Regions from separate parts of the Homo sapiens genome. Here region 1 is linked to region 2. The links are chromatin loops, found by intact Hi-C in ENCODE. Cell type or tissue: gastrocnemius medialis. All regions are shown on one strand. Links, peaks and the distances in the headings refer to the core of each region. The heading gives the core; the rest is flanking DNA. Region 1 has its middle 120 kb from the start of AQP9. Region 2 overlaps LIPC (lipase C, hepatic type).

Region 1 (15,565 bases), core at 2,977-10,976, 250 kb before region 2:
GGAATCTGGGATATAGCTACCCATTGACTTCGGCTTTAACTTTGTTTAAAACCAGCCTGTTAAAAAAAAGTAGAACGAAAGAAGCTCAAGATGTTATCCATGAAAACGACCCACCAGATAGCCCCCTAAACAGTGGGCTTATCAAATTGTCCTCATTTTTCTGAACAGAAGCAGGATGTGCTGGAGACACCAAGAAGAATAATTGCCCTGGCAATCCCTGTAAATCTCCTAAGAGGCTCTTGAAGTTCCTTTTTTTCTATTTATCTTGGTAATGAATTCTCTGAGCCTTTGGCCTGCCAGTTTAGTTATCTTCCCATACCCCTGACAAAAGCATAGCTGCGGGGAAAGACAATATTTTTGTAATCAAATGAGTATCAGTGAGATCCATGCAGCAGCTTCTGACATAGTTTTTAATGACTTGATTCTTCAGCAGCTTCTCCCAGGAGAAAGCCTTTGGGTATAATATGAATATGAAGAAATAGTCTGGATTTATTCAACTCATCATTTTTTAAATAATTGTCCACAGAAACCCTTGAACTTTCTGGCTTTTACTACATAGACAATGGAAAGGGGAAATTTGAAAAATTATTTAGATTTGATCAGTTTCGACTTGCAGTTGGGATCTTCAGGCATAAACACAGGGTTTTGAAAGAGCTTTGTTAGAATCTTTGCTCTGTTGTTTAACCTCTCTCTGTTGCAATTTCCAAGGCTATGAAAGAGAGATTATCATAGTACCTTCCTCATAAAGACATTATGAGAATTACATAAAATAATGACCATAAACATTTAACACAGAGCCAGATCAATAAATGTTAGATTTTCTTTCCTGTAGAAACCAACGGATGATCTCAAATTTCCATTTTATTTCGCTTCTACGGACATGGCCTCTAGATATTCTAAATGTCACATGGGCAGCTGTAACAGTGAACAAACAGCCTCTCTGAGCAAAATGAAGTCAATAGGACCTGCGTATTTATCACATGGAGGAGAAGTTGGCTAAAAGATTGCCGCATTTGTTTCCTAGGGCTACTGCAGCAAATTACCACTGGGCAGCCAAAAAAAAAAAAAAAGCAGAAATTTATTCCCCACAATTGTTGAAAGCTAGATGTTCGAAATGAGGGTGTTAGCAGGGGCAGTTCCTTCTGGAGGCTCTGAGGGAGAACATCTCCTGTGTCTTAGCTTTGGGTGGCCGCCGGTAATCTGTGACATTCCTTGGCTTGGGGCTGCATGAATTGTCTCTGCCTCAGTCTTCACATGGCCTTTCTCTCTGTTCTATGTGTCTTAAATCTTCTCCTTTCTTTTACAAGGACACCAGTCATTGGATTTAAGACCCACCCTAAATCCAGGATGATCTCATTTGAGATCCTTAACTTAATCATAACTACAAAAACCCTATTTCCAAAAAAGGTCACATTCACAGGTATCAGGGGTCAGGAGTTGAACTTACTTTCTGGAGAATGACACTATTCAACCCACTACAATTACTTTGAGTTCTTCAAACAAAATATGTCCCACTACTTAGGAATGAAATGACTTCAAAGCAAGTACTATTCATTTTCCATTTATCTGTAGAAGCCTAAATACACAATTTACAAAGTGTGGATTGTATCAAGGATTCAAGTTTCTTTGGAACCTAGAATCCTTTTAAGTCTCGATAGAAGATGGAGGAAAATAAACTCATCCTGGTAATTTTGATAACTGAATTTCAAATTTCTCAGTTCTAGTTCATGATGCTGTCTTAGGCAGAATAGTGATCTGCCAAAGATGTCCATGTCCTAATCCCTGGACCCTGTGAACATGTTTCCTAACATAGCAAAAGGGTATTAAGGTTGCAAAGAGGATTGCTAATCAGCTGACTTCCAGATAGGAAGCTTACGCTGGAATATTTAGGCAGGCCCCATGTAATCACAGTCATCCTTAAAAGAGGCAGAAGAGGTCAGAGTGATGCCACGTGAGAAGGACTTGTCTCTGGCTCTGAAGATCCAGAAAGGGGCCACAAGCCAAGGCATGCAGGCAGCTTCAAGAATTTGGGAAAGGGAAGGAAATAGTCTCATGCAGAAAGGAGCACAGCCCTGCCAACATCTTGGTTTTAGCCCAGTGTGACCCATGTTGGACTTCTACTTCAGAACTGTAAAATAATAAATTTGTATTAAGGCACCAAATTTGTGGAAATTTGTTATGACGGCAACAGAAAACAAATACACATGCACTCTGAATGAATACAGCGGCCTCTCCTACTTAAACTCCACTGAAAAGATGCTCAAGGGTGGGCAGAAGGAGGCATGAACTCACAAGGACAAAGGACAGAGGAGAGGAGAAAAGAGCAGCAGGTGTGTTGACGTGAGAAGGCAAATGGTCAGGTGGTACCTCACCTAGCTGTCCTGAGACAAGCTAAATCCTAAGCCATCAGTGTGAAGACAAGTAGCAGCCCAATCTGTTCTGCAAAACCCCCAAAAGTTTCAGAAATTAGTGGCACCAGATAGATCTAGAGGTTGGGGCAAACAGGAGGCTATAAACGGCATTGTTTAAGTCTTTTCAAAGAGCAGTTACAGCCCCAGATTCTATATCCCTCATTGACCAGCCAGACGATTGCTGCTCTCCAGCAAAAGACCAGTGGTTTTTGCCGATAAAGGGTGTAACCTACAATCTCTACAGGAAGAACACCAGGCATTGCTGAAGACGGGGGATAGAACTGAAACATAGGATTCAATGGACATTGACACTGTGAATGTCAGATTCCAGCTCTCTTCCTCTCCTCATCTCCCAGACCCAGAGTGGAAGTTTATTTTCTCCAGGAAGAGGATCAGAAACATCTAATCTGGAGACTTAAATCTGACGAGCTTTTCAATGTCCCACTCTGAAAGTGGGACAAGAACCATCACACATTTGAGGAAACTCTCCCTCTGAGACAGGCCCCCCAAAAATTATTGAAAAACAACTTAGAGGAAAGAGACTATGCAGAGAGAAGAAAACTTGAACAACTAAAGTTGTCAGAGTAGCCTCAGGGAGATAACGTACTGCATTTGTGAAACAGGAGCAGGATGCTCTATCAAAGGAATGTCAAAGAACAACAACAAAAAAATTTAAGTTAAAAATATGATACCAGAAATTATAAACCCAATAGAAGGATTGGAAAATAAAGCTGAAGAAATAATAAAGTAAAAAGACAAAGTGATAAAAAAATAGGAGAAAAATATGAAATCTAAACAATTAGTCTACAAGTCCAAGAGAGAGAAACATAAAAAAAGAGGGAGAGAGAGCATCATTAAATAGGAATTTCTAGAGAATTTCCTAGAAGGGAAGGGCATGAATCGAGTGTACCCATCAAGTATCAGCAAAATGGGTGAAAAAAGGCATATCATCTGAAAGGCATATCATCTGAAAGCTTAGGGCAAAAAGGATAGAGAGATTTTATACACTTCCGAGGGTGGGGGGCAGAATGTTTATACAAAAGATTCAAAATCAGAATGTCATTGGGTTTCTCAACAGAAACACTTATAGCTAGAACACAGAGTCATGCCTTCAAAATTCTAAGGGAAGATGGTTGCCAACCTAGAATTTTATATCCGGGTGATTCTTAACATGTTCAGCGAGATTTTGGAGGCAGAGAGATATCTGACACACATAGAGAAGGCAATGTGAAGACAGAGCAGAAAGAGATTTTAAGATGCTGTCCTTGAAGGCTGGAGTGATGTGGCCCACAAGACAAGGAATGCTGGCAGCCTCCAGAAGCTGGAAGAATCAAGGAATGGATTCTATCCTAGGACCTCCAGAGGGAGCTGGCCCTGCCAACACTTGACTGCTGCCCAGTGAAACAGATTTCAAACTTCTGGCCTTCAAAACAGTGAAAAAATCAATGTGTCATTTGAAGCAATCCAGTTGGTAGTAATTTGGTTACAGCAGCCACAGAAAACTAACACAGAGCCCCCAGTCCAATTTCCTACCTTCCACAAGTCACCTGTTCTGTGGTTGATCTATGACCTGAGTACAAGTACATTCACCTGTAAAATACACAGTGCTGTTATGTAAAACACATTGTGTTTTTATTCCAGTTATTCATATTAGGATATAGAGCTTACTTTGACTCTTTCTTTTTGTATTCAACTTTACGTTAAGGTTTTTCTGTGCTGGCAGGTGTATGCACACCTGCTCTGACGCTTCATCAAGAGGCAGGTAATGGCTAAAGGGCTGATGCAACCTTTTCAGGACCTGGCAAAAAAGAACAGATATTACAGTTGAGCCAAAAGTACAATGAGAGGATAAAGCTTCAACTCTGTGTGTGTATAAGTGAGTGACAAGTATGATTTTTTTGGGTTTTCCTGCCTATCCTTTTCTCACAGATCCTCTCTGCCCTGGCCTGATCCCCAAGAGACTCCTGGGACACAAAAGGCCTAACGATTCCAGCTGTATTGCTTGACAAATTGGAATGGAAATCAGCAATAGTTTTCCCTCCAGCATCCTCTGGGAAATCCATCCAATGATATGTTCCCAGCCGTCCCCTGCTTTCAAAGATATAATGTTGAAACACCAAGTGGCACCTGCCATGTACAGGACATTAGTGTCAGGAAGCAGTGCAAGCACTGAAAGGGGCAGAGACAGCCTCCAGGCGCAAAAGGAGCCAAAGCTATTTAGAAACGGGGATGATATGGGCTCAGCTGCTTCCAAGTGTATGAAGGCTAGTGCTGGGCAACTGCTTCCACTGAGTCAAGGAGCAGACACAGTGGACCTGCGCTGACAAGAAGCATCTGGCTGAAACATCAAAAATACAAAATTAGCCGGGCATGATAGTACACACCTGTAATCCTAGCTACTTGGGAATCTGAGGCACAAGAATCGCTTGAACCTGAGAGGCAGAGGTTGCAGTGAGTCAAAATCATGTCACTGCACTCCAGCCTGGAAGAAAGAGCAAGACTCCGTCTCAGAAACAAACAAACAAAAAAGAATCTTAAAATTTAATAATGAGTCAAGATTTGAATAAATATTTTACCAAAGATGTATGAATGGCTAATAAAAATGTGAAAAGATGTTCAACACCAGTAGACTCTAGGGAAGTGCAAATTAAAACCACAGTGAGATACCATCCACTAAATGTCTATAACCAAGAAGTCCGATGGTACCAAGTGTTTACAAGGATGTGGAAAAACTGGAACGTTCATACGCACTGTGGGAATGTGAAACAGTTGCAGTGTCTTTGGAAAAAGTTTGACACTTTCTTACAAAGTTAAATATACACCCACCACACAACCCACAATTCCATTCCTAGGTATGTACCCAAGAGAAATAAAAACATGTTTGTATTTGTACATGATTTGTACATGAATGTTCACAGCAGCATTAGGCATAATAGTTCAACTCTGGAAGTAATCCAAATGTCCATCAACTAGTGAAGGGATTTAAAAGTGTGGTGTTTTAGTCCATTTGTGCTTCTATAACAAAACACCTGACACTGAGTAATGTATAAACAACAGAAATTTATTTCTCACAGTTCTGGAGTCTGGAAGTCCAAGACCAAGATGATGGTATTTGGTGTCTGATGAGGGCTCAATCTCTACTTCTAAGCTGGCACCTTGTCATTGTGACTTCTGGATGGCAGTAATGCTGTGTCTTCACATGGCGGAAGGAACAAAAAAACAAAAGATCCCTACCTAGTTCCCTCCAGCCCTTTCATAAGGTACTAATCCCAACCATGACGGCTCTGCCCTTATGGCTTAATCACCTCCTGAAGGCTCAATTTCTTAATACTGTTGCGTGGGGGATCAAGTTTCAACATGAATTTCAAAGGAGACAACAAACATTCAAACCATAGCACGTGGTGTATCCACAGAATGGAACTCAGCAACAACATAGTCGAAACTCAGAAACATTACGCTGTGTGAGGGAACCAAACATAAAAGGCTACATATGTGATTCCATTATAAGAAATGTCTACCAACTGCAAAATTATAGATACAGAAAGCAGAAATTGGCTGAAGTGGGGGTGGGGAGGGGTAGGGGAGGGGCAGGTAGGAAAGGGAGTGTGAGGCATCATGGGGAATTTTTGGAGCAAAGCAGTGGTGACAGCTGTACAGCTGTATAAATTTACAAATATACAGCTGTATAAATTTATAAATTTGTAAATTTATAAATTTACAAATCATCCATTTACAACGGGTGAGTTCCATGATTTATAAATTCTACCTTGGTAAAAAGGAATGAAATAAGATTGTGACAAAATGGAGACTTCCCATGCCTCGGAAAATTTATACAAACATTGGTTTTTTGTTGAAAACACACCCACTTATTCACCAAGCTTGGCAGAAAATTCCTACCAACAATGGTCCAGGAGGTGGTAGAGTTGGTAAATTTTACCCCAGTCAGGGTAAAGTCACCCTGGGTTGACAACCTTGTAATGTAAGCGGCTTTGTTTCTCTTCTGCTCTCTTTCCTCTCCTCCAGGTTAGCACTTCTGGCCACCAGTCAGGTGTTTTCACCCTTTCTGTGCCCACTGTCCTCAAGTGGGTAAGAGTTAGACACAATTGTTTAAATGGTGAGTTATTTAGACCCAGAGAGATAGGTTCTTCCTCTGTAAAGTGGGTAGTATGTTTTGGCTGTGTCCCCATTCAAATCTTAACTTGAATTGTATCTCCCAGAATTCCCACATGTTGTGAGAGGGACCTAGGGGGAGGTAATTGAATTACGGGGGCCGGTCTTTCCCATGCTATTCTCGTAATAGTGAGTAAGTCTCACGAGATCTGATGCGTTTATCAGGGATTTCCGCTTTTGCTTCCTCTTCATTTTTCTCTTGCCACCACCGTGAGAGAGGCACCTTTCGCCTCCCACCATGATTCTGAGGCCTCCCCAGCTACGTGGAACTGTAAGTCCAGTTAAACCTCTTTTTCTTCCTAGTCTCAGGTATGTCTTTATCAGCAGCATGAAAATGGACTAATACAGTGGTGATAATAAAACTAACCACCAACCTCATCGTGCCAGAGGACATAAATGAGATTCAACGTTTATGAAGCACCAGCCCAGTGTCCGCATACAGGAGCTGCTCCATAAAGACCATCTGCTGGCCTCTCCTATTGTTTACCAAACCGGCTTCCAGGAAAGAGGGTGCTGTTAGTCATCGACACCTTTTGGGAATGCATTTCATTAAATTCCTTCCCTGCAACTGAAAGCACCCTTTTCAGAGTAGATGAATGGCTTTTACCCTGCCAAGGGGAAAGATGGGCACAGGCCAGTCCCCATCTTCCTAAAACTCCTGAAACTCACTCCCTCGTCTCCTTACTTGGTTGCCCACCAATGGCTTTGGAAAGCCAATTTTTGGCAGATCAAAAACTGCACTTTGCTGTCTTGAAGTGCTGTGCTGTGTCTGTCACAGGATCTCAATAAGGGTAGTGCTATTTTCAGATCAGATCAGCAGACACACCCAGAATGCCAAGGACACAGCCACAGTCACCTGAATGTTGTGTGCCTGTTTGTTATTGTCACTAACAACAATGGTGTGGACAGAGCTGGGACTGGGGTGATGCCAGCAGGATGCTTAGGGTACAATATTTAAGGAGGCACCCTTTCAGTATCCTCCTCACCCTTGTGTGACCCTGAGGATGAGTGCCTGTTTAAGAATGAGTCTCCAGGGTGCAACATATAGTGAGGCACCAACTCTCAGGTCATGCAAAAGCAGGGTAGGCACAGACAGCGTGTCTCTTTCAGTGTTGCACCCTAGACACCTCACTTGCCTTTGGGGCAGCCCAAGAGACAAGGGCCTGGACCCAAGCCCAGATGCTGCTGTTAGAGCACCAGCTTTGCCAGCAATTAGCTGCGTACCCTTGAGCAAGTTTATGTCTCCTATTTCCTGCCTGTCCTGGTTCTATGACTCAAGGGCTACTTCACTCCTCTCAGTAATAGAGCACAACAATGATGGAAATGCCCATGACCTGGATGGATTAGGTCCCAACTTACATTTCATGTCTTCACAGAAGCATTTCCTGACCCTGTAGGCCACCCTCTGTCATGTGCTATTAGCAACCTGTTCATTTTATTCATAGCAGTTATCAGAACTTATTTTTATTTGTTGGTTTATATCAGGCAAGGTGGTGTACATTAAAGTGCAATCATAAACAACCCTCAAATCTCAGGAGCTTAAACAGTAAAAGTTTCTAGCTTTTTCACACCACACGTGCTTTGTGGGCTGGCTAGGAGGCTCGGCTCAGGGACCAGGCTGATGGGCAGCGACTGTATGGAGCACTGCCCTGGTCGTGGTGCCAGAGGGAAAAGAAAGCTTTAGAGAGCATTGCACAAACTGCTCAGCCCAGAAGGGCACCACACTTCCACTCACCACTCATTGGCCAGAACTGGTCAAGGGTCCATCCCGGAGGGCCTCAGTGATGTGTCCTCCTAACTCATGCCAGCAAAGATGGCATGAGTTAACTCAACCCAGAAAGCCCAAAGGTTTGGTGCGCAGTTCTAACGACTACCACATTATTTATTTGGTTTTGCCTGTCTCCCCTGACCAGAACGGCCCATCAGAGCAGGATGGTCTGTCTTCTTCATCATTTTAACCCCAGTGCTAGCACCTCACTGGTGCTTAATAACCATCTCTTGACTGACCAGATGGTTCTGATATTTTAGGATTGGTTATCAAGACTGTCTATTGGATGAATGTCATCTGTTCAGAGCCTGGAGGATTCAGAGCCCAGCTTACCAAGTTAACTGGACTCTCCTAAAAGGAGAAAAATAATGACTCTAACTACTGCTTTTCTTAATTTTCTCCTTGACTGCCTAACTGCAGAAGCAAATGAATAAGAACCTCTGAAAGCCTAGGAGAATAGTCCAAAATGGCAACCTATAATCTGAAATCTCTTTGTAATTTTATTCTTCATCTTAAAAAGTTCATGTGAATTTCACATTCTGTTGCATCTTATATTCATGGTCGTAAAAAAAACCACCAAGTTTTAAAATATTTAGCTGAGTAAAATTCATGCTCCCTGAACACGTGTCATGCTTCTTGTGGGGTTCAAGGTCCCCTAAGATCCCACCTACCTCACCTCCAGGGTGGTTTGCTCCAAGCCAGGAGAGGCGCTAAGCCTCCTGAGATATCTCCTGGGCCTTAAGGCTTAAGCTTAACTTATTAAGAACCTCTTCTGCATTTCTTTCCCACTCGGGATTCATTCAGGAATTATGGTGACTCTTTTTCTCTGATGGGGACAAAATTCCAATTATATATGGAACTTGACTTTGTCTAATGAAATCAGGAAAAGATGGTGATAAGGCCTCATTTTCTTTACCACAGGTTGATAGACTAAGTTCTTCAGATCCACTGTTTCTCCAATATTTTTTTGCCATGACCCACACTAAGAAGGAATACATTGTCTGTCACGTCCAGTAATGGACACCACTGGCAACCTCATTCAGGCTGGGGCACCCATCCCCAGTGGGTGAAGATCACAGAGGCCTCATCCTCTGGAGAACTGTCCTTGCAGAATAGGAGCTGACTTTCCAGGTTACGCACCCCTCCTCTTCAGATCAGCCCACAGCCCACAGCTGATGGTGGACCTGGGAGTTCACAGTCTGGCCCCTTCCCTAAGGCAGCACCAGGTCTGTGGAACAACTCAAGCATCAGAGCCCCAGAAATCACGCTGGGAGCACACACTCTCGTTCAGCTCCTTCTCCTGCCCCAGCTGGTCCCCCTCACTTTTCCAGATCACACACACCCAGATCTGTTTTGTTGAGCTCTGCTTCTAGGGAAACTGACTTAAGACACACACACAGATACACGTATACACACACACCTGAAATAAAATTTTGAGTAAACAGTACTTACACTTACTTCATGTCATGCACTCTTATTTTCTGTACTATTCTTTTTTGTTTTGTTTTGTTTTGTTTGAGACAGAGTCTCGCTCTGTCCCCTATTTTTTAATTGCTTGTTTGTAACCCTCTAATTTTATTTCATAATCCATGAATGGGTCACAGCTCTGCAATTTGAAAAATACTACACTTTATAAGCAATCTAGGGATAAAACAAACAAACAAACAAAAACCTACACTTCCCTAACCTTTCCAAGTTAACCTTCTGGAGACTGGTGTACTGCAATCCAAAAGGTTCAGGACAGGGTGGAGTGAAGGGAATCTGTCATGGTATGCACGGCATTGAGAGTTTTGAGACTCAGGAGATATATTCTCCTAGGGCCAAGTATCTAAAGTAGCCCCAAGCATCTACTGCCTTCTGACTGCTGAGAAGGGCACCAGCCTCCCTCCGCTCTATCCTTTCCCCTGCAAATGCATTCACTTCTGTTCCAAGAGATAAAGCAGTTTTTGACCTTACATAAATACACAGAGATGTACATAAGAAAAGTTTATTTCAGCATCATCTATGATGCCAAAACCAAAACATCCCAAATGGCCCTCAGTAAATGCACCTCAGTACAACCAGACAAAGGAACACCATGTGTCCATTAAAAATAATGAAATAAGTTATGTAAGTACTGAAAACTTTCCATGATACACTAACTGCAGAAATCAATTGGCCCTACAGTTCTCCAATGTAATTTCATTTTTATTTTTGTAAAGTTAGTATGTGTATGGTAAACATATGGAAAAATAGGCTCAAAATTATTTGTGGTAATCATCTGCGGGGGCATGATTACGGAACACTTTCTTTCATTTTCTAAGTCATACATTTCCATAGCGTTTGAACTTTTTACTGCAAGCATGAATTATTTCTAAAATGAGAAAAAGCAATACCTTTTCATTTAAAAAAGGCAAAATACAAAAAGAAGGTATTTTATAAGGTGGCATCGTAAGTTCCTTTGAAGGTACAATAGCAGTCCTTCAGCGAATAAAGTATGCATTCAAAAGTGAGACAGGAAACATTTCTGTAAGTTCATGCCCTCAGATAACATCTTTGCTCCAACATATAGACATATCAGATAAAGAACAAATGGAGAAGACTTATACACTGTAGTGAGACTCAGAAACCAGATAAACATCCCTGTGTACTACAAATGACAAGAAAGCCCACCAGGAGCTGGACTGAGGCCAGGGCTTTGGTGCCTGGTTCTGAAAGCTCAGATGGTGGCTCCCACAAGGCTGTAAGGGCTAAAAGGGGTAGGGATGGAGGGAGTGGAAAGTCAGGGTTTGGGGCTCCCAAACCTTCTGGAAAGCTAGAAAATGCTGCCTGGAACATTGTTTTGTTTTAATCAAGGGTTTGTTACCCTGGCTGCATCTTTAACTTGATAAGTTTTTAGAAAAATACCACTGCCCAGAAATTCTGACTTAATTTCTTTAATTCTTTCTCCCTCTCTCTCTCCTTTCCCTCCCCGTTTCCCAGTCCCTTCCCTCCTTCTCCCTCTTCTCCCTTTACTCCTCTCTCTTCCCCTCCTAATCTCTCTCCCTCTTCTCCCTTTACTCCTCTCTCTTCCCCTCCTACTCTCTCCCCCTCTCCCTCTTTCCTGTTTAAAGGACTCCTTTGGAGATTGCAACATACATCCAGGATTGATGTTAATTAACACCTTGGGCTTAGGGGTCAACGGATCCAGACAAAGGCTCTGCCCAGGTACTCAGCCAAGCAAGCAGCCAGCTTGAAGATGAGATTTGGGATTTGCCCCCATTGTGGGTACTTCTGAACATCAGCAAGGCCTGCTTAGGGACTGGAGGCCCTGGGGAAGGGAGTGGGGTTTAGGAGGGAGCCAAATACTGCTATTCAGAGTGAGGTAATGGGACAGAGAGACAGACAGGGAAAAAACATGTTCCTCCACAGGCAAACGGATGAATACATGATGTACTCATATAACAGAATGTTATAGAGTGATGAAGATTTGTAACCCAGCATTAACATGGCACCAAAGTGGATATCCCTCAAAAACATAATGCTGAGTTATAGAAACATTTTACAGCATGGTTTGTATGTTATGATGCCATTTATTTACATTTTAAACACTAGGAACCAAAAACCATATATTGTTTTGCAGCTAAAACTATTAAAATATTCATGAGATTCTAACACACTGACTTCGGGGCAGGGGTTCCCTTTGGCAAGGGAGGAAGAGGAGTGGGGTTGAAGAGAGGTGCACAGGGAAGAATAAATGGGAACAAACCGTGGGTACCCGCACTGCACAACTTGGGTGGATCTGAAGGCATCGTGCTGTGTGTAAGAAACTGGTAGTAAAAGGTCACATAATTTATTACTCCATTTATGACATTTATGAAAAGACAAAATTATAGTGATGAAGAATAGATTAGTGGTTGTCAGGAGGAAGATGGGACTACAAAGGGATAGTCCACCAGGGTGGTGGGGTTCTTCTGTATCCCAGCTGTGGTGATGGTAACGCAAATCTACACGTGCATTAAAATTCACAGGACTGGCCATGCTCAAAGGCTCACGCCTGTAATCCCAGCACTTTGGGAGGCCGAGGCAGGCGGATCACGAGGTCAGGAGATCGAGACCATCCTGGCTAACATGATGAAACCCCGTCTCTGCTAAAAATACAAAAAATTAGCCGGGCGTGGTGGTGGGCGCCTGTAGTCCCAGCTACTTGGGAGGCTGAGGCAGGAGAATGGCGTGAACCCGGGAGGTGGAGCTTACAGTGAGCTGAGATAGCGCCACTGCACTCCAGCCTGGGTAACAGTGCAAGACTCCGTCTCAAAAAAAAAAAAAAAAATTCACAGGACTAAATTTCACAAAGAAAAGTAGAATGGATGGTTGCCAGGGACTGAGGGAAGGGACTCATTACATAATGGATATGGAGTTTCAGTTTGAGAAGATGAAAAGATTCTAGAAATGTATAGTGGTAGTGGTTGTACGACAATGTGTATGCACTTAGCATGAATTGGACACTTAAAAATGGTTAACTTGGGAAACTTTCATGTACATTTTACCACAATAAAAAATGTTTTAATTCATAGGACTGTACACCAAAAAAAGCCAATTTTGATTGAATGGAAATTTTTTAAAAACTAAAAGAAAAATCAGAAGCAAATACTGCAAACTGTTACATTAAAGCTAAATAATAGATACATTTATGTCTATTACTCAATTTTCTAAACTTTTCTGCAAGTTTAAAATGCCCTAATAAGTTCCTAATAGTTTAAGGTAGAATCAAAATTTTGGGGCTGTGGGAAGCTTTTGAGATCATTTTTTCCAGATTCCATACTAGAATGGAGTGAAACTGAGTTTTCACAGCTAAAAACTCCTGACTCCAGTCCAGTGCTTTAACCACAACGATTATTTGGAACTCAAGATTCTAATTGATAATAAAATCAGGCTTCTTCCACTTAGGAAAGCTTATGAGATGCAAAGAACCATGAAAAGTATGCTCAACTTTTCTAGTCCATAGGAAACTATTTCTACATAATCAGAACACTCAACTAAGAACAGAATTAATATTTAATCAGTAGCTCTCTTCAAAAGAATTGTTAAAATAAATTTAAAAGAAAAAAGTCACAAAAATCTTGTGTCAATTTTACTGAGGTATTCTAACTGATCGCATAAGACATTTTAATTTGTTTCATGTCATCTTTGCATCTGCCTGTCTTTGTTCTCACCCCCGCTCTCCTCCTATATAAATATAATCTTATACTGAATAGCTTCTCCGACCTCTTCTCACCCCCTATCTAATCTTGAGTGAGGGTTGCTCTAATTAGAACTGACTTTCTTTAACAAGTAGTACTCTGCAAAATTCTGGGGTAAAAAAAACACCCTTCACCACTGGATCTGTAGGGTTGCTGGTTGCAAGCAACAGAACTGACTGGGAAAGCCAGGACATGCAGTCTTGTAGGGGGCAGGATGAGAGAGAGGAAGCCTGGCCACCGGCAAGGGGCCTCTGTTGGAGATACCACCTCTGGTATCATTGCTGCTAGCAAGAGCCTCACCTTGTTGCAGTCATCAGTAAGGAATTTTTCAGCTGATGGCATATCTTCTGTGGATTATTCCAGTGAGGTGGAGGGTTCTGGGTGTGGACCTCCAGTTGGCTGAGCCTAGGGCCTCAGCCCATTCTTTCTGACATCCTCTGCCAAGAGCTTCTTTAAAGGAGGTGGCAGCTCTGCCTTGCAACACACAATGACAGACTCTCTTTCCTCCCAAGTAGGGGGAGAATTCAACACTGGGTAGCAAAGAAAAGAACTGCCTACCTTCATCAGTGCCCATGGGCTTCCCAACTGCCACGTGTGCCTTTGCTTCCTTACTTCAGTTTCCCTTGCCACCCCCTCCCTCAGGTATAGAAGTACTTCATCTTCTATACCTGAGGAAGTATTTTTATGCCTAATGGAAACTCCTCCTACTGCATTTTACCAACTCTCTTGAGTCCTCCAGTGGGAAAAGCTCTTTACCATCACTCCTACAGCTTTTACTCCAAAGTAGGTAGGGATGGCCACACTGGGCCAACCTATAAAGCCATCTCTATTAGTTTGCTAAGGTTGCCATAACAAAATATTGCAGACTGGGTGGCAACAAACAGAAATTTCTTCTTTCATAGTTCTAGAGGCTGGAAGTCCAAGATCAAGATGCCAGCAGGGTTGGTTTCCTCTGAGGCCGCTCTTTTTGGCTCGTGGATGGCCGCCCTATTGCTGCCTCTTCACAGGCTCCTCCCTCTATGCATGCTCACCCCTGGTGTCTCTCTCTGTGTCCTAATCTTTTCTTCTTATTAGGACACCCATCAGATTGGATTAGGGCCCACTCTAATGGTCTCATGTTAACTTAATTACCTCTTTGGTATCTCCAAATACTGTCACATGCTGAGGTCCTGAGCTAGGAGTTCAACATATGAATTTGGAGAGGCCACAGTTCAGTCCAAAACACCTCCCAGCTAGCACTCTGTCTCAGACAATAGAACCAAAGTGTACTGTGGAGAGCCAAGGTGCACCTCCTGATTCATTCTTGTATTCATTCTCATTCCACCAATATTTCATAAGAGCCATTTAAATGGTTATAGGATCTACATAAAACCAACAAATTGATCTTTACAAATGCATTTCTCATCATCTCACCCTTCACATGGAAACTCCTGAATGGTTCCCCATGGCCTTAAGAGAACTCAAAAATCCAAGTATGGTATACGAAATATTCAAAGATCTGGAATCTGCTTACCTACCCAGCCATAATTCCCTCACATGCCTTTTGCTGCAGTTAAAGTACTGAAGTATAGTGGGTGCACACACAAGTTATGCTGAGTTACTTCTAGTTGTATGATCCTAGGCAAAATGTGCTTTACTCAAAAATTATTTAATTATCATCTCCTTTCTGCAGCTGTGTGAGGCCCTGGGGCAGATAAAAAGATCTCATCCTCAAAGATCTAATTGGAAGGGAATGTCAGCAAGTAAACAAAAACTACATTGCAATTGATAGGCAGTATAGTCTAGATGTATGCAAAATGTGTCAGAAGCTCAGAGGAAAGTCTCCTTACATTTCTAGGGCACACGTTTCCCCAGTAAAACAATACACCAACCTCCAAAATTAAACTAAGGGTAAGGCCAATGCATAGCGTAACCTATATGTTTGCTAATACATTGCTGAAGTAAATCAGAAATGTGGGTCGGATCCAGTTATTGAGTTAAGTCACATCTTACATAACTAATGAAATGGAAATTGG
Region 2 (15,565 bases), core at 2,906-10,905:
GGGAACATGCACATCGATCCTGATTTGAGCAAGTGTTCTCAGAGGCAGCTCTATAAATTCCTTCACCACCCCTAAGAATTTTGTACTTTGTCGCCTGCCTCTAAACAATGCCTTTGGGGACAGCAGATTCTTTGGGGGTAGAGCCAAAAGAGGCTGAGTCTACTTTAATGTTATGCTGGCTCAAAAACAGACTCACACATAGTGGGAACCACCAGACTCCTGGGTTACAAGTCTTGTGTCTCTGTTAACTATGTGTCCAATCTCCCAGGCCCTAAACTAGGATTCTTTAGGAATGAGTATGTAACAGGAAAGGGAAGATCTGTGTTTCCCTGAAGCAGCTTTCATAATTCTTCTACCATCAACCTGAAAAGAACCAATAGTCTCCTCTATCTCTAAACCAGATTCCCATTTCTTCCTTAGAAACTATGTCCAGTCAGCCACCGAACCCTATAAGTTGATCCCAGTGGATCAACTCTTCCGCTCCGGTTTCTCTGAGCACCTAGGAACTGGTCCCTGTGTCTCTCCTGGGGGGATCCATTTCTTATCCAGGCCCCAGCTCTGCCTGTCCAGCCCAGGAGCCACCCGAAATGCTAAATCTGTCTTCTTGCTAAACAAGTTGGATTGTCATAACTGTATAGCCCTGGTCTAAGTGAGGTTGGATAACAGAAGTGGTCTAGGAAAACTGTGTCCTGGGGAGGAGGTAAAGTGATAAATAGGATGTGGTCACGGTGTCCTAGGCAGTAGCCCCTCACAATGCCAGTGGATGTCAGGATCACGAATCAGGGAGGTCTGTTTCGGTAGAAGACATGAGTTGGGGAGGTCTGATTTGGTACAAGAGATCCAGAACTTGTGTCCAGCTGGAGTAAGGAGAGTAAGGTATAGCAGAGACAGGACAAAGTAAATTGGACCTCAGAGACAGGGCACGGGGCAGAGTCTGATTCCAACTGAAACGTAAGGATCCCCACATCCCTCAACAGTCCCTCAGATGGTGAGGTTTAGGACACAGTAAGGAGGGGTGGAAAGAGCATGGGTTTGGGTATGTCTTCCCTCATGAAAACCGTGGAGCCAGAAGCAGTAGTGTTACAGTGATGTCATCCCCTGAGGCTCAGTTTCCTCGTAGGTAAGGTGGGAATGGAAATGACTGCTGCATAGGCTGTGAGATGATTTTGTGAGATGTAAGCGCCCAACAGATGGTGGTGATGACGATGTTGGAATCAGGTGACTCTAGCCTCTTCACTGTCACGCTTGCTCTCGTCTGAACGTGCTTCCATGTCTCCATGTTGCTCTTGTGTCCACAAGCAAAAGCAATAATCCATTGCCATTTAACCAGCACAAAACTGAATGAGGCTGTCACCTTCCTTTTCTGAAACACATGCTTCAGACAGCGCAGTCTACAGTCACTTGAGGGCTGGGAGAAGATGCTGTACAATATTTACTCCTGTTGAAAATTATAATCAATAAGTCCCTGACTGTTTTCATATGTGCTGCTACTAAGCTACCACTCCCTGACCTTGAGCAGATAGATTTGGGATCCACGTGTAGCCCTGTTAAATTTTGTCTTTTCAGATTTAGTCTCTCCCTCTCTCTTCTCCCCCCACCACCCCCCTCTCCCCCCACCACCCCCCTTCTCATCCTTTTTGACACTTTTAGATTTGATATCTCTTCTAGCTTCTTGACATCTGAAATGTGGTGAACTCATCCTCTATATTATCCAAATCAATGACAAAACTCTTGACTAAGACAAAGCCACGTCAAAACACAGGAACCCCTACCCCCTTGGAAGACACACCAGGCCATTCATTGATACTTTTGGGGTGCATTGCTCCCATTAGTGACACAACCTTACCATTCTCGCAGCCAATCCATATTTCTCCCATCTTTCCTCATGGGCATCACTGAGAAACCTTAGCAAATCTGCTTCCCAGACCCTTCTGTTCTCCTTTCACTCCCTCATTTGATCAGCCTCTGGGTCCTGCTGACTCCACCTTAAAATGCCTCCTGTGCACCCTTTCCTCTGCGTCTCTACAACCGCACGCCTCACAGGGATTTGTCATCTCCTCCCAGAACATTGCAGTGATTTCCTAACAGGCCCCCTCGCCTATATACCTAGACTCTTTCTGGGAGGGATTTAAGGTGGCTCAGCCTATGTATATTCACATGTCTCCACCTACTCCCAATGTGATCATTACCTAGAGGCCTCTCATACTTTTTTTTTTTTTTTTTAATGCCTGAAGTTTTTTTGTTTATTCCTTTTTGTTTTCCAGCTCTACCCACCAGTATTTTTTTGTTGATGACAGATCTTCTCCTAAAATGACAAAGAATTTAGAAACATTTTCCATGTATTTTTAACATCTGCGTCAGTGAACAAAGAAATCATAGTTGATGATGGGGTGGGGAGGGAGAAAAGGGAAACTTAATTAGCTTTAGTTTTTATAAGAACTTCCATCAGCGCTGAATGAACTGGAATATGACATCTGATTGGGCCTAATCACAAGGAAGAGTACATTAACTTGCCGTGAATATATTTACCAGTTTTTACAATACCATTTTTAAATCTCTACAGAAGCCAATTTTCTTACAAGAAAATTACCCTACCAAGATTTTTTTTAGAACAAGCAAACCCAAATTTCTTTCTTACCCTAACCCAGTTCATCCAGCTCTGACACTGTGGCCTGAGGACAGACACTGATGCTATCTTGGAGCCTCTGCCTCTCCACCCTTCAGGAATGTTCTGCACCCTGAAGGAGGTAGGAAAACTTGAGGATGCAAAGAAAAACCAGACATCTGTTATGTCTCTTGATGTTAGGGAGTGGGAGTGAAATTCCAGCTCACCCACTCTCCTGGGGAGGCTAGAATTTAATGGGATGCTTGAGATGCGTGGGCCGAGGGTGAGGCTGCAGCCAAAGATGCTTGAGGCTGGACCTGAAGGTGATTTAGTGACCAGAGGGCAATGCCAGGGAGAGAGAGCCTTGCACGGAGTTAGTGACACTACAGTTCCCAGAGTGGGGCAGGAAGAAGCAGGCACACCATGACATCTTCTCATTTTCTTTCCTTCTCTGCCGTTCCCCAGATGCCCCCTCACCAATTCATCAGCCCTTTCTTTCCTTCCACACAAGCTGCTCAGCACTTTGGCTCTGCTCTGGAAACATTTCCATTCCTGTGCTGCTACAGAACCCACCCTCCCCACCAGATTGGATGCACCTGGACAGCAGGATTGTGACTTAGCTGCCATCCCGAGTTTTACCTGGCACACGCAGGTGCTAGGTAGTATTCCTTCAAAACAAGGAAAAGGTGGTGTCGCATCCCTACTTAGCTCCTACCGTTGGGTTGGTTTGCAAATTTTGCATTGAATTCCATGTAATTTTCTCTTTTTTTTTTTTTGTTTGTTTTTATGAAAACGTATCATTTAGCCTGCCTTAACTCTTGCTTTGAGGTCACAAATGTCAAAGTGGTTAACTCCAAGTCACCTCCAAGAACATTATTCCTATTGGGTTAAGGCTCCACCCTTTTGAGCTCTAATTATCTCCTTAATGTGTGAGAACTGGGGGAATATGTTCCCAAATTAGAAATAAGTTCTCTAAAACTAAGGCTTCCAATGCTGAAGAGAATGTACAAAATGAGAAAGGCATACTCAGTCCTTCACTTACACAGTCAAAGAGCAATTTTTAGGGCACTCCCATGTGCCAGACAGCCCAACAGGCTTTAGGGAGGCACAAGGATGAAGAGGACATGGTTATCAGCACCCCCAAGCAACTCTCAGCCTGTAGAGCTTTCCTAATCATTCAACAGGTATTTGAGGTGCTGAAACATTGTTTAAAAAAAAAAAAAAAAGCCCAGGTGCAAACACTTCTATCAGATGTGCCATGCATCATTGACAATAGTATACACATATTATTTATAATATGTATAGGTGCTTTATAAATATTAACTCATTTTATCTCCATAATAACTGAGCTATGGACAATAAATGATTATTATGGACAATCTCTTAACCCTCACAATTCAGACAGTGTTGCTAATCCCATGTCAAAAAGGGGGAAACTGAGGTGCAGAAAAGTTAACTTTCCCAGAGTCACACAGCCTCTTAAGTGGTAGAACCAAGATTTTATTTGTCTTCCTGGTGTAAGAGAACTTGGTGGGTTCCTTAAACCCTGTTCAGGATCTGTCACTGGATTTGCCTGTTGTGCATTCAGAGGCTGGAGAAGGAGTGGAGGGGGCAGAGTCCAAGGTAGGACACTAAGAGTCAGGGAGAGGTGATTTGTGAAAGGCTTTAGGGGCAGCGCCAGCCTCTGGATAACAGGGACCCTGGTGGTACCAAGGAATCATTGGCAGGACTCTGGGAGATGAGGACTTGGTCTGCATGGGGCAGCACCTCGCATCTGATACTGGCGCATATCAGCACCCTACTGGACACATTCAAACAGGCAGCACCCTGTGAGTGTCTCAGCACCAGCACATCAACCTTCCAATTCACCAACTCACTCCAGGGAATGTGAAGGGCAGGGTTCCACTGGGCCGCACCACCCAGCCCGGGGTGGCCCCAAAGGCAGAGGGGATGTGAGTGCTGTCTCTGTGAGCCTAAGTAGGCCCTGCACCTGCCAGAGACAGGGCACAGAGCAAGTGTCTGAGGGCAAGTCACCTGGACACAGCAGTGGCAGAAACCAAGGAGTAGGCATGCCAGGCAGGTCTCCAGCAGCCTCTGAGTTTCCAGGCACAGGGCCCACACCAGGGTGGACTTTTTATATGTACATACACACCCACACACCCACACCCCCACCCAAACACACACACTGCACCAGTCCCGTTTCCTCAGATGGACATTTTTCAGAAGAAAGCCAATGACACTAGCAAGTCCATGACCCATTTCAAGATATGACAGGACATCATTTTCCAAGTGGAGAAAACAAAAATTCTCAGAAAGCCCTGTATACCACAGAAATCCATACACCAGTTTCAAGTCTCATCCAACAGACCAGCCAGAGTGCAGGGCCACAGGGCACCCTGGCTGGAGTGAACAAGCTCCCTCCAAACCCCCTCAAGATTCTAGGCCCACCAGCATAAAAGTCCTCTTGATGGTGGGGTCATTCCAACCCCATCTGGGGTTGTAACCTCTCAGAGCAGAGGAAAATAAACAGGCTGTTGTCAGGCAGCCCAGGGCAGAAGTGATGACACCTGCTCATTCTGAATTTATCTTTATTATACATTATGGCCACCTGTGGACCATTCAGAAAAGATGCTTTTTGAGTCTCAAGCAAGTGACTCTTTAAGCCGAATCACAAAGAAATTCCCATTTTGGCCAGTTCTGTTTCTGGACGTCAACACCCCCCTCTCTGTATGAATAAGGGGTCTTCCAGATGGCCAGGAACAGCACTCAACAGGCCAAAACAAAGCAGAGGGTGGCTTGAGAACTACACTGCTACATTCAGCCTGAGGCCCAGCATCGACCTGGCCTTCTCCCACTTCCAACAACTCATTTTGTAGCTTTTTGGTTAAGAACAAATTTGGATTTCTTCTTTTTCTCCTCCCAGTAATCTCAAATGTATCAGAAGAAAGGAAATTTCTACCATTATTGTCAGAAACAAGACAAGTAAAAGGCCATCCTCAAATACTAGTGTTCTCTTCACCAGACAGCAGCACACGTGGAGAGTAGCAGATCTCTAAGCACGACCCAGTGTGTAACTCCAAATGGCCCCATTATCCTATCTCGAGGAGAGCTGCGCATGCTGTACCCTGTTTTACATGGCCTGCCATGCTTCTGGTAGCAAAGCAGTAATCTCCTGGTTATGTAGCACTGGGGATGCCAATAACAGCCAGATAAAGAATAGAACTCATGAGGCCAGTTATTTTCAGTCAAACCAAGCTACAAAAACCACAGTCATGCAGAAGCTGGAGGAACCACCAAGGCAAAGAGAATGGAAATTCCCTTATGCTAGACAGCACAGGTCCCCAGTTTTCTGGGGCATCTGAAACTTGATGTGACAGCACTGGGAGAGGCCAACAGTCCACGAATAGGCCAGGACCTAAGGGGAAAGGCTACCACTCTACAGCCGGCCATCAGGGTGCTGGGCTACAGCAGGGCTGGCAGGAGCAGACGGAGGCCACATGCCAACTCCAGCCTCTGCTACATATGGTCCCAGCCCCCCTACTCACCAGCCATGCGGCCTCAGGCAAGTGGGATAATCCCCGTGTCTCAGTTTCCTCATCTTTAAAAAGTGGGATAATAAAAGATTCATGTACTTTATAGGGTTGTTGTGAGGATCAAATGATTTAATATACAAAAAAATGTTGACAACAGGGCTCAACACAAAGTGTGCTCAACAGCTGCTGTTGGTATTGGTGGTGGTGGTGAATGGTCTGCCAGCTTGGTAGGGATGTCTATGAAGTGGGACAAACATTTCATGAGTATGAAGATAGACTGTTCAGATGATACTCATCTAATGCCATTGGCAGCTCCTCTCTTTATTGTACCAAGATCTGTTTCCTTCACGTTTCACCCAACGTCAACCAGCCCTTCCCTTCTTTGGACTAAGTCTCCCTTCAACACATCCTCAAATGACACAGTTTCCAGTCCCCTCACTCTTAGTCACCCTCCTTGGAACAAGCTCAAGTTGCTAAACAACTATCTCTAAAGCCAGTTCCCACCCGAGCCAACATTCCAAGGCCAAAAACCATCACCTCTATCATGAGTTGAGTATCCTGCTTTCATTAGGGGACTGCACTGACGTGGCTGCAGGTTGCTGGTCAGCCCTAGGGAGCCAGTACCATACAGCCAGTACCCGCGAGCTCCCTCCTCACAAGAGGCGGCTGTTGCCTCCTTGTGCCAGAGCTCCTGGGCTTTGGATAGAGGAATTCCACTGCTTGGGTCTCATCCTTACTCACCAACTTGGAGGAACTTCCATAGAGTGGATGGCAGCCGCCCCTCCCCACTCTGTCTCTGTGGTGTGTGCCCCACCTAGGCTGTGTTTGGGTGCCTGTAGTACCTCTTCCTGTTCTTGTCTCAAACACACACCTGTGGGGCTCCTTTCCCAGTACCGTGCTTCACAACGGGGCTCTCCTTAGCCCAGGAGGGGAGAGGCTGTGCAGAAAGGAGACTTCTATGACACCCTTGGGGCAAGGGTGTTGTTTTGCTCCTTCCATAGATCTCTGAAGCCACAGCTATGCAGGAGAACAGAAATAGAAGCCAGCCACACCCAGTCTTCTTTGGCATGGGCACATTGAACGGGCTCAGTTCTCCTGCCACGACTGAAAGGGCACCCTCCCACAGAAGGCACATGACCACTGTTCCAAGACAGTCCAGATCAGGAGAGAGGCCTTTGACCAGGGCAAAGCAGGTGCTGATGAGAAGGCACAGCAAAGGTGGCCCAAACCACTCTGCCTATTCCCTATCCCTCCCCTGTTAACTCCACTCACAATTCCAAACCCAGAGCCCTAGCTTCTGAGATATCCAGGTAGGCGACAAGATTTTCTTTCTCTACATGATACAGACTGCTGAGAGGCTCCCCTAACAAAGCACCAGTATTCTCCCTGAAGACACAGGCTCAAATTATGCTCTATTCAAAGCTGGCTGTGTTCCCAACTCCTAAGCCCTGCTGGCTCCCTCTGCCCCCCACCCTGACGTGGGGGAAGATGCTACAGGTGTGGGGGTGTGTTAGTCCATTCTCACACTGCTAATAAAGACATATTTGAGAAATACCCGAGACTAGGAAATTTATAGAGGAAACAAGCTTAACTGACTCACAGTTCAGCATGGCTTGGGAGGCCTCAGGAAACTTACAATCATTGCAGAGGAGGAAGCAAACACATCCTTCCGCAAATGGTGGCAACAAGGAGAAATGCCCAGCGAAGGGGTAGGGGAAGCTCCTTATAAAACCATCAGATCTCGTGAGAACTCACTGTCACAAGAACAAGCTGGGGGAAACCACTCCCATGATTCAATGATCTTCACCTGGTCCCTCCCAGGACATGTGGGGATTATGGGAACTACAATTCAATATGAGATTTAGGTGGGGACACAGGCAAATCATAGGAGTGGGGAAACCAGGAGAACAGGGAAATAAAATTGGTTTTCACAATAGCTAAACTTTCCCTATCCTCTTGAGAGTATTTCTAAGCAAAAGAGAAATATACTTTTCTTTTTGCTTTCTCTAAAAAAAGAAGGAAAGAAGGAAGGAAGAAAAAAATGGAGGGAGAGGAGGAGGGAAGGAAGGAAGGAAGGAAGCAAAGAAGAAAGGAAGGTCAAACTGACTTGATTTAGCTCATTATTAAACATGCAAATAAGAAAATTCCTGTTCTTGGAATGTGATCAGTCATCTGCATAAGGTCTTGCGACATATCTACGATTGAATTATTTCTTTGAATCAAGGATTCCCCCGGCCACACACAAATCAGTACTTGCCTTACTTTGGAAAACGAAAAGAGCTCACTAAAGTGGTCCCTCTTATAATAAGGTGAGAGTGGCCTCTAGGACAAATTTCAGCTTGTACAATTCTGGAATACAGAAAGGGTAGCTGGCTAGCGACCTTTTTCCATACTCCACCAGGCACTGTGTAGAGGCTAAGGGAAAGCTTCCCCTTTGCCCTCTGAAAGCTCACTGAAAACTCACAGAAGACAGATTAGTAGAAGAAAAGGCATACGAATTTATTTTAACATGTCTAGCACTGGAGGATCCATAGAGAACAATTACCCATTAACCCTTCTTCATAGGGGAAGGGGAGATGGGGGAAATGTGGCAATTTGAGGGATGGTAAATGATTTTTAGGGGGAGACGAGTGGACTTGGGGAACTTACAATGGCCATGGACGAAGTCTGTTGGGACTTCAGAGCAGACAAGGGCTGGTAAATGATTCTCTTTGAAATACTGAATGAGCACCAAAACAGAAGACGATGGTTTGTGACAAAATACTGTCCAGGTGTGTTGACAGACTTCAGTCTTTCTTCCTGTGATATGGGTTCAGTTGATGAAAACTCAGGGAGGAGACTAGAGGTAATTGCTTTCTTCCTTGGTATTTCCAGACTTTAGGCAGATAAGGGATGAAGAGAACAACTTCATCCAGAGCTTTGGGAGAGATGAAGAATTGAGAGATGGGGTAGGGCCAAGGGTGGGGGGTAGGGAGTGAAGATCAGAGAGACCCTGAGGCTCTTCTTATTTCAGCATGTCAAAGCACCATATTTTGGGGTAACAGTTGCTGAGCCCCAACAACTGCCACCCCATAGTCAAATTAAGCCGATCATCCCCAAAGCAATATTAGTCCAGTCCAGTTCCTCTCATGACAAATGACCTGAACACAGGATTCAGCGAGTCTTACTCGCTGTGGTCATTTTGGAGGTAGGGAGATCATTAACCCACATACTTTGATAAAATACGAAACGCCTTTCCTAGCTGGTTCTTTTCCTCTCCTATAGGCCGACCCCCCTCCATCCCTTTATTAGTATTGAACTGAACAAATTAGTTAATATGGGAACATTTGGATGTATCAACTTTGCTCTGAAACAAAAATGTATTCATCCCCAAACTCTATGCTGGGGGCTGAGGGAGAGTCCTTACGACTGACATAGTCCCCAACAAGGTTCTCATTAGTCCCAGTTTTTTTTTGGACACCTTTTCCTCCGCATTCACATCCTTCTGCCCTCTCCAGCACTGTGCAGGAAGAACCAACCAACCTGACCTTGGTGAAAGGGCTGTGGGTTTTTCAACCCTTCATTCCTGCTACTTTTTTTTTTTAATTTTTTAGTATTCTTCTGTGCATCCTTTCTTCTCTCCTAGGCTTCTCACCCAGCCTCTCTGTTGAGTACTACTTGTAGGCAGAGCTCCCTCATTCACAACATCCCAATGTATTTGTCCTGTATCAAAGCAAACCTTATACAGTAGCTCTTTTAAGAACTGCTAAAGGAATGAAGGAACAAAACTGAGCCAAATAAAGCAAAATGAAGAGGATATGTATGCAGGCAATTGTGGGAACATATCACCAGAATCCTCTCTTGTTATTGTACCCAAATCCACACATTCTCCTCAGTGTTGTCTGGGAAATACATCAATCCACTGTGAATGGTTTAGATAGAATAGAATCCATCAATGTCACCAGCTTGATTCCTCCTCAGATGATGAGCCACTTTCTCCACTCCACCTCCAGGGCTGGCCCCAGTCTTCCTAAATGTTCATTAACTCCTATTAGGTATTCCGAAACTCTCAGGTTTTCTGAGTCAGCATAGAATGGTTGGAAAAGCAATTGCTGTAGAATCAAGAAGACTGAAATTGGAATACTGGAGCAACTACCTACTAGCCACAGGCAGGTTACTCTCTCTGAGTCTCAGGTTCCCCATTTGCAAAATGAAGCAAAGCTATCTACTCCAAGGATTGCTGTGAAGATTAAAAGACCACGTGCTAACCTAATAGGTGTTCAGTAAATAAATATAATTTTCTATTTTTCCCTGCAAAATTCATTTCCCAAACACAATCTTTATTCTTTTTTTTAACATATAATAGCCATACTATGGCTTACCAACTCCCCAGTAAGCCAGGACTCTCTGTATACGCAGTGTTTTGCCACATCATTTACATGGATGAAATTGTTTCCTATACTCCCAAATTTACCCTGCTTGGTGACCAAGAATCACTTCTGTCCCTATTACTAGTGATATCATGTCTGCATTTAGAAACAGACAAGTGTTATACAAAATTACATAATATGATAGGAATGCTGTCAATGGATATCTATTATTATATTTACCAGTCAAAATTTTAGTTGTTATAACTGGTATCACCAATTAAAAAATTTTATAAGAAAGGGGTTTTTGTACCATTGGATCTATTGAATCATTAAAAAAAAAAAGAGTTTAGAAAAAGAAGAAGCTATTTATATACTATTTCATTCCATAAGACTTTATCCAGTTCCACTGTTAATAAAATGTACATGCGCAGAATTGTATTGTTTTCTCCATTACTAAACATGTATTTGCTGAGTACCTTCTGAATGCCAACATGGTGCTAGGTACTGGGCATAGGGTGGAAGACACAATAGACAAGGACACAGCTCCCTGGTATGGGAAACAGATACTTTATGTCTTCAGTTGTAAGGTCCACTGTTGTTCCTATTTAATATCTTTGAATGTGGAATATATCTTACAATGCTGTGGGCTAGGGCATGGTTGTGACATTGATAAAAAGGGCTCTTAACTGCCATCGCTTCAGTTGACTTGCTTGCCTTTTTGAGTGGCAGTGCATGGCTTGAGCTTAATTTCCATTCAGAAGGTTTTTGAAAAGACTAACTCATTATTTGCACATAAAAAGGCACAGAGACAGAGGTGAGGCATAAATTTGATATTCATCATTAGAGTAACCATCATCCTATGTTTTCTTACAAAGTAACAAAAAGTGTTTTATGAAATGTAATCACAATATATGAAGCTGTGCTTTACTGGTGCACATGCAAGAGGATTGCCCATCAGGCTCTAAGCAAAGCAACTAAGAGTAGGAGAAACTGCCAAACCCTAAAGTAGGGGAAAGAAATCTCCAAACAACAAGAGGCACTGTGACCAATTCACATAAGACTATCACTAAGACATCAGGTTTTAACTTGTAACTTGCTTTTTTCCTTGTTAGTGGTATGTTAAACAATGGTATATCATGCTATTTGTGTATACTGGATTCAATGAAATACTATAATAAACAAGTAAGCAAAACATAAGATCATAACACGTCCTGAAAGGACCTCTCAGCAAGAGTGACACATTGCCAAGTAATGCACATTGTTCCACATGGAGTTGGTGAGGATAACAGCACTTCCTTCCAGAAATACTTTAGTATACAAAGTGCTGTCACGTGATGACGTCTCATTTCAGCATCTCAACAACCGCACCTGGAAGGCCTTATTATTTTGTATATTTACGGATGAAGAGACTGGATCTCAAATAGCTTAAGAGACTTCCCTAACATAACTCAGCTAATGCCTGGAAGACCCAAAACTAGAATCCAGGGCTCCTGACTCTACATCCTATGTTTTTCTTCTCGGCTACATGAAATGGTACAAAATACGAATTAAATGATTATCCATGGTCTTGTGTAATTCTGGCATGTTTCCAGCTAAGACTTCTCAGCTGTTCATTCAACTCAAAGGCATCCTTCAGTCCTCTTCCCCATTCTTCTCTGTCTCGGGGATCTGCCTGGGGAGGGAGTGTGGTGAAAGCAGAGTAACTGAATCCTCACTAACCCCAAGGCCCTAACGCAAGGAGATGCAGGCAATAAATCATTCCATTGCATTTACCATTGCATTGCATTTACCATTGCATTGCATTTACCCATACGTGGGGCTCTCCAGGGATGGCATCAGATGCTGCAGGAACATGAATGATAAATACCACATCCCAAGGGTTAGGGCCCAGGCAAGTTCTCAGGGGAGAGCTATACATATGACTGGTAAAACCCACTATGTCCAGAAGACAAGGGCACCCTGCTGGTTTGCATGAGCAAAGCTAAATTGGCGCTGACAACTGGCAATAGGTATTGAGAGTCTTTTTAAAAGTTGATGTCACTTAATCTAGTAATCCCATTTCCAGGAATTCATTCAAAGAGAATTAATCTGGGATATAGAGAAAGGTCTATGAATAAGATTGCATCACAGTGTGGTTTACATTTGGAAAAAACTGTGGTTGTAACTTAAGTTACAACAGTAGAGGGTTGTTCAAATATTATAATTCTGGTACAACCACACGTTAGGATTCTCTCTTGCCAATTATTGATGTCGTGGGGGAGTGTTCAAGACAAAACATTGAGTTATAAAATCAGGATTCTAAATTATATATATACACACACATACACACAATTAAACTCAAACATACACATGGAGACACACACAGCATTTTAAAACCTAGAAGGAAATCACAACCATAATACAATAGTTATCTCTGATTATGGGAATACAGGTAATTTTGGTGATTTTCTCTATGTTTTCTTTTTTTTCTTTTTCTTTTTTTTTTTTGAGACGGAGTCTCAATCTGTTGCCCCAGGCTGGAGTGCAATGGCATGATCTCAGCTCACTGCAACCTCCTTCTCCCAGGTTCAAGCGATTCTCCTGCCTCAGCCTCCCCAGTAGCTGAGACTACAGGCATGAGCCACCAAGCCTGACTAATTTTTGTATTTTTAGTAGAGATGGGGTTTTACCATGTTTGCCAGGCTGGTCTCGAACTCCTGACGTCAGGTCATCCACCTGCCTCGGCCTACCAAAGTGTTGTTGGGATTACAGGCATGAGCCACTGCACCTGGCTGTTTTTCTCTAAGTTTTCTACAATGTTTTATTTTGCTTTTTAAGACAGAAAGTCCACGCAAATCAGTCAGGAATAGATGTGAAAAATGGGGATGGGGCCTTTGAACCAGGAGCAATATGAGAAGGTGAGAAGGATGGCCTGGGCCGGCTGGGTCTGCGAGACTACCTGGAAAAGCCACGGGAATCACAGCCCACAGGGTGACATCTCCAGATCCAGCAGTCTTTTAGGAAGGCAGATGGAGTCTCAGACCTGTCCCACCCATCTTAAAGTGGCCTGGTCACAGGGTCAGAGCTTCAGCAGACAGAGGCGCCCTGGGATAAGTTGCCAAATATGGGTTGAGCAACAGTGGCACTGGAACGAGGTAGGAGGCGGGGAAAGGGGATGGAAGGTAAAATCCTGCCCCTGTCCTCAAGGTACTTACAGTCAATGTGAGGAAGGCTGACAGCCATAAAATGATGACCTATGACAACGAGGGTCGTTCCACACACATCCTCCAGACCCCGGCACAAGACCTCCGCCTTTCATCTCCATTATATTGGGCAAAACACAAAGCATCAACGAAAAAAAAAAAAAAGTAAAAGTACATAGAAAAGGAGACACAGAGGAATACAGAAAAGCAAAAACCTCCTTCAAACTGGTGGATGTTTCATCCCAAAGGACGCTCGACCTTTCTCAGGCATCCTGCCACTGAAGAAGTCAATTACTCACGGCCCACAGTCCCTAGGTTCCGCTCAGCACAGTCTGGAATCAAGGGTTCATTTAATGGAAGCTTAACAGATTCAGATTTCTCTAATATTCCACATCCCCTTCTGCCAAGAAGCTGCTTTGAAAGATGACACTCCCTTGATGTGAATTTGCAGCCTGCCCCATTAACAAGGCTTCAGTCAGAAAACATTTTTAAATCAACCCTGTTCCAGACACTTGCTCCCAAGGACAAACTAGAAGAAACTCTGCACCAGCTCAAACCTTCCAAGCACTTTGATGATCAGAAATGAAGGGAAATATTAGAACAAATCTTATTAATCCAAATATTCTCAACAATCTTCAAAGCAAACCGTTGCTCTGGGCTGCAGAAAGCAGAGCTCATGCAGAGCCGGCCCTTTCTGTCCTAACTCCTGTTAGCCAAGCCAGCCCCCTAAAAACAGACCTCAGAACAGCAGAGGGAAATATTCAGAATCAAAGGTGATGGGAGGAAAAAGGAAGAGGAAACAGGTAAATGAAAGAAGGAGGATGAGGATTGGAAAGCTGACTACTTAAACTTTTAGCACGTCCCTCAAATAAAAGGATAAGGTGTTGTATGCCACACTGCCTCAAAGCAACTCCCTCAGTTCACAGTTGTGCAGCTGAGAATTCTGGAGAAACCCCACGGCAGCTGGCATCTATGTCCTGGCTCCACTCACAAGGGGCTGAGAACCCCAGGACTCCTCACCATGCACATTTCTCTTGGGTGTGGTGGGAGGAGCATTTCCGTTTCCAAACCTCGGGGCCATTTGCTCTTAGATACACAAACATCTCCCCAGCCTTTGCCAAGTTCACCCAGCCAGAAGGCCATAATGCAGAATTAGTAGCATTTCAATCATTTCCGTGACGAGCTGGTGACAGGCTGGAATATGATGAGTGAAGCAATCAGATGTTGTTACAGGAAAGAGGCATGAGAAGAGAATGACAACAGAGTGGTACAGTAATAAGCATCATCGTAAAAGCCCCCACTGGCATCAAGTTTATCATCGCCAGCATAACTAAAGGAGCCAGAACACCTGTTTGTAATGGGGATTCCAGCTCCTCCACTTTCTAGCTGTGTGGCTGAGCACGCTTCTCGCCCTTTCTAAGTCTTGGCTGAGCATCTGTGGAAGGTGGATAGCAATCGCTACTTCATAAGATTGTTTAGTGATTAAAGTCAAACAATGTCTATAAGGCATTTGCAAAGCATTAGCAGTACCAGTAGTACCAGTAGTAGTAGAAGTAGTAGTAGTATTTGGTATTATAAGGAGTATTTTATATTATTTCAAATAGGATTATGCACTATTTCATTATACCCTTATCTCATATAGAAGACATTTTTAATGCTATTTGATTGAAAGTAGACCAGAGACTCAGAAAGGTTAAACCTCTTTCCTAGTAAGTATAAAAAGTTAATGCAGGCCAGGTGCAGTGGCTCACGTCTGGAATCCCAACACTTTGGGAGGCCAAGGCGGGAGGATCACCTGAGGTCAGGAGTTTGAGACCAGCCTGGCAAACATGGCAAAACCCCATCTCCAGTAAAAATACAAAAATTAGCCAGGCATGGTGGTGCACACCTGTAATC

Evidence for each region. Hi-C counts contacts between places; a loop is a spot of excess contacts. Peaks named below come from ENCODE experiments on the same cell type or tissue, not always from the same donor. Only the 100,000 strongest peaks of a DNase experiment are listed, where the experiment ranks them.
Region 1: a loop joins it to region 2, with 4 times the contacts of the local background. A loop is called at or near these places in 3 of 110 quality-filtered maps.

Annotation. Positions count from the first base shown.
Region 1 is chr15:58,253,347-58,268,911 of GRCh38, forward strand. No RefSeq gene overlaps it. Among named protein-coding and RNA genes, the nearest start is that of AQP9, 120 kb to the left of the region's middle. In gastrocnemius medialis, for the core only: no CTCF peak of the experiment used is centred there; DNase peaks (open chromatin) are centred at 4,595, 5,685, 7,415, 7,755 and 2 weaker places; H3K4me3 peaks cover 627 bases; H3K27ac peaks cover 6,174 bases.
Region 2 is chr15:58,499,142-58,514,706 of GRCh38, forward strand. All of the region lies in intron 1 of LIPC (lipase C, hepatic type), which reads left to right. Among named protein-coding and RNA genes, the nearest start is that of LIPC-AS1, 8.2 kb to the left of the region's middle. In gastrocnemius medialis, for the core only: no CTCF peak of the experiment used is centred there; DNase peaks (open chromatin) are centred at 6,582, 7,260 and 7,821; H3K27ac peaks cover 2,513 bases.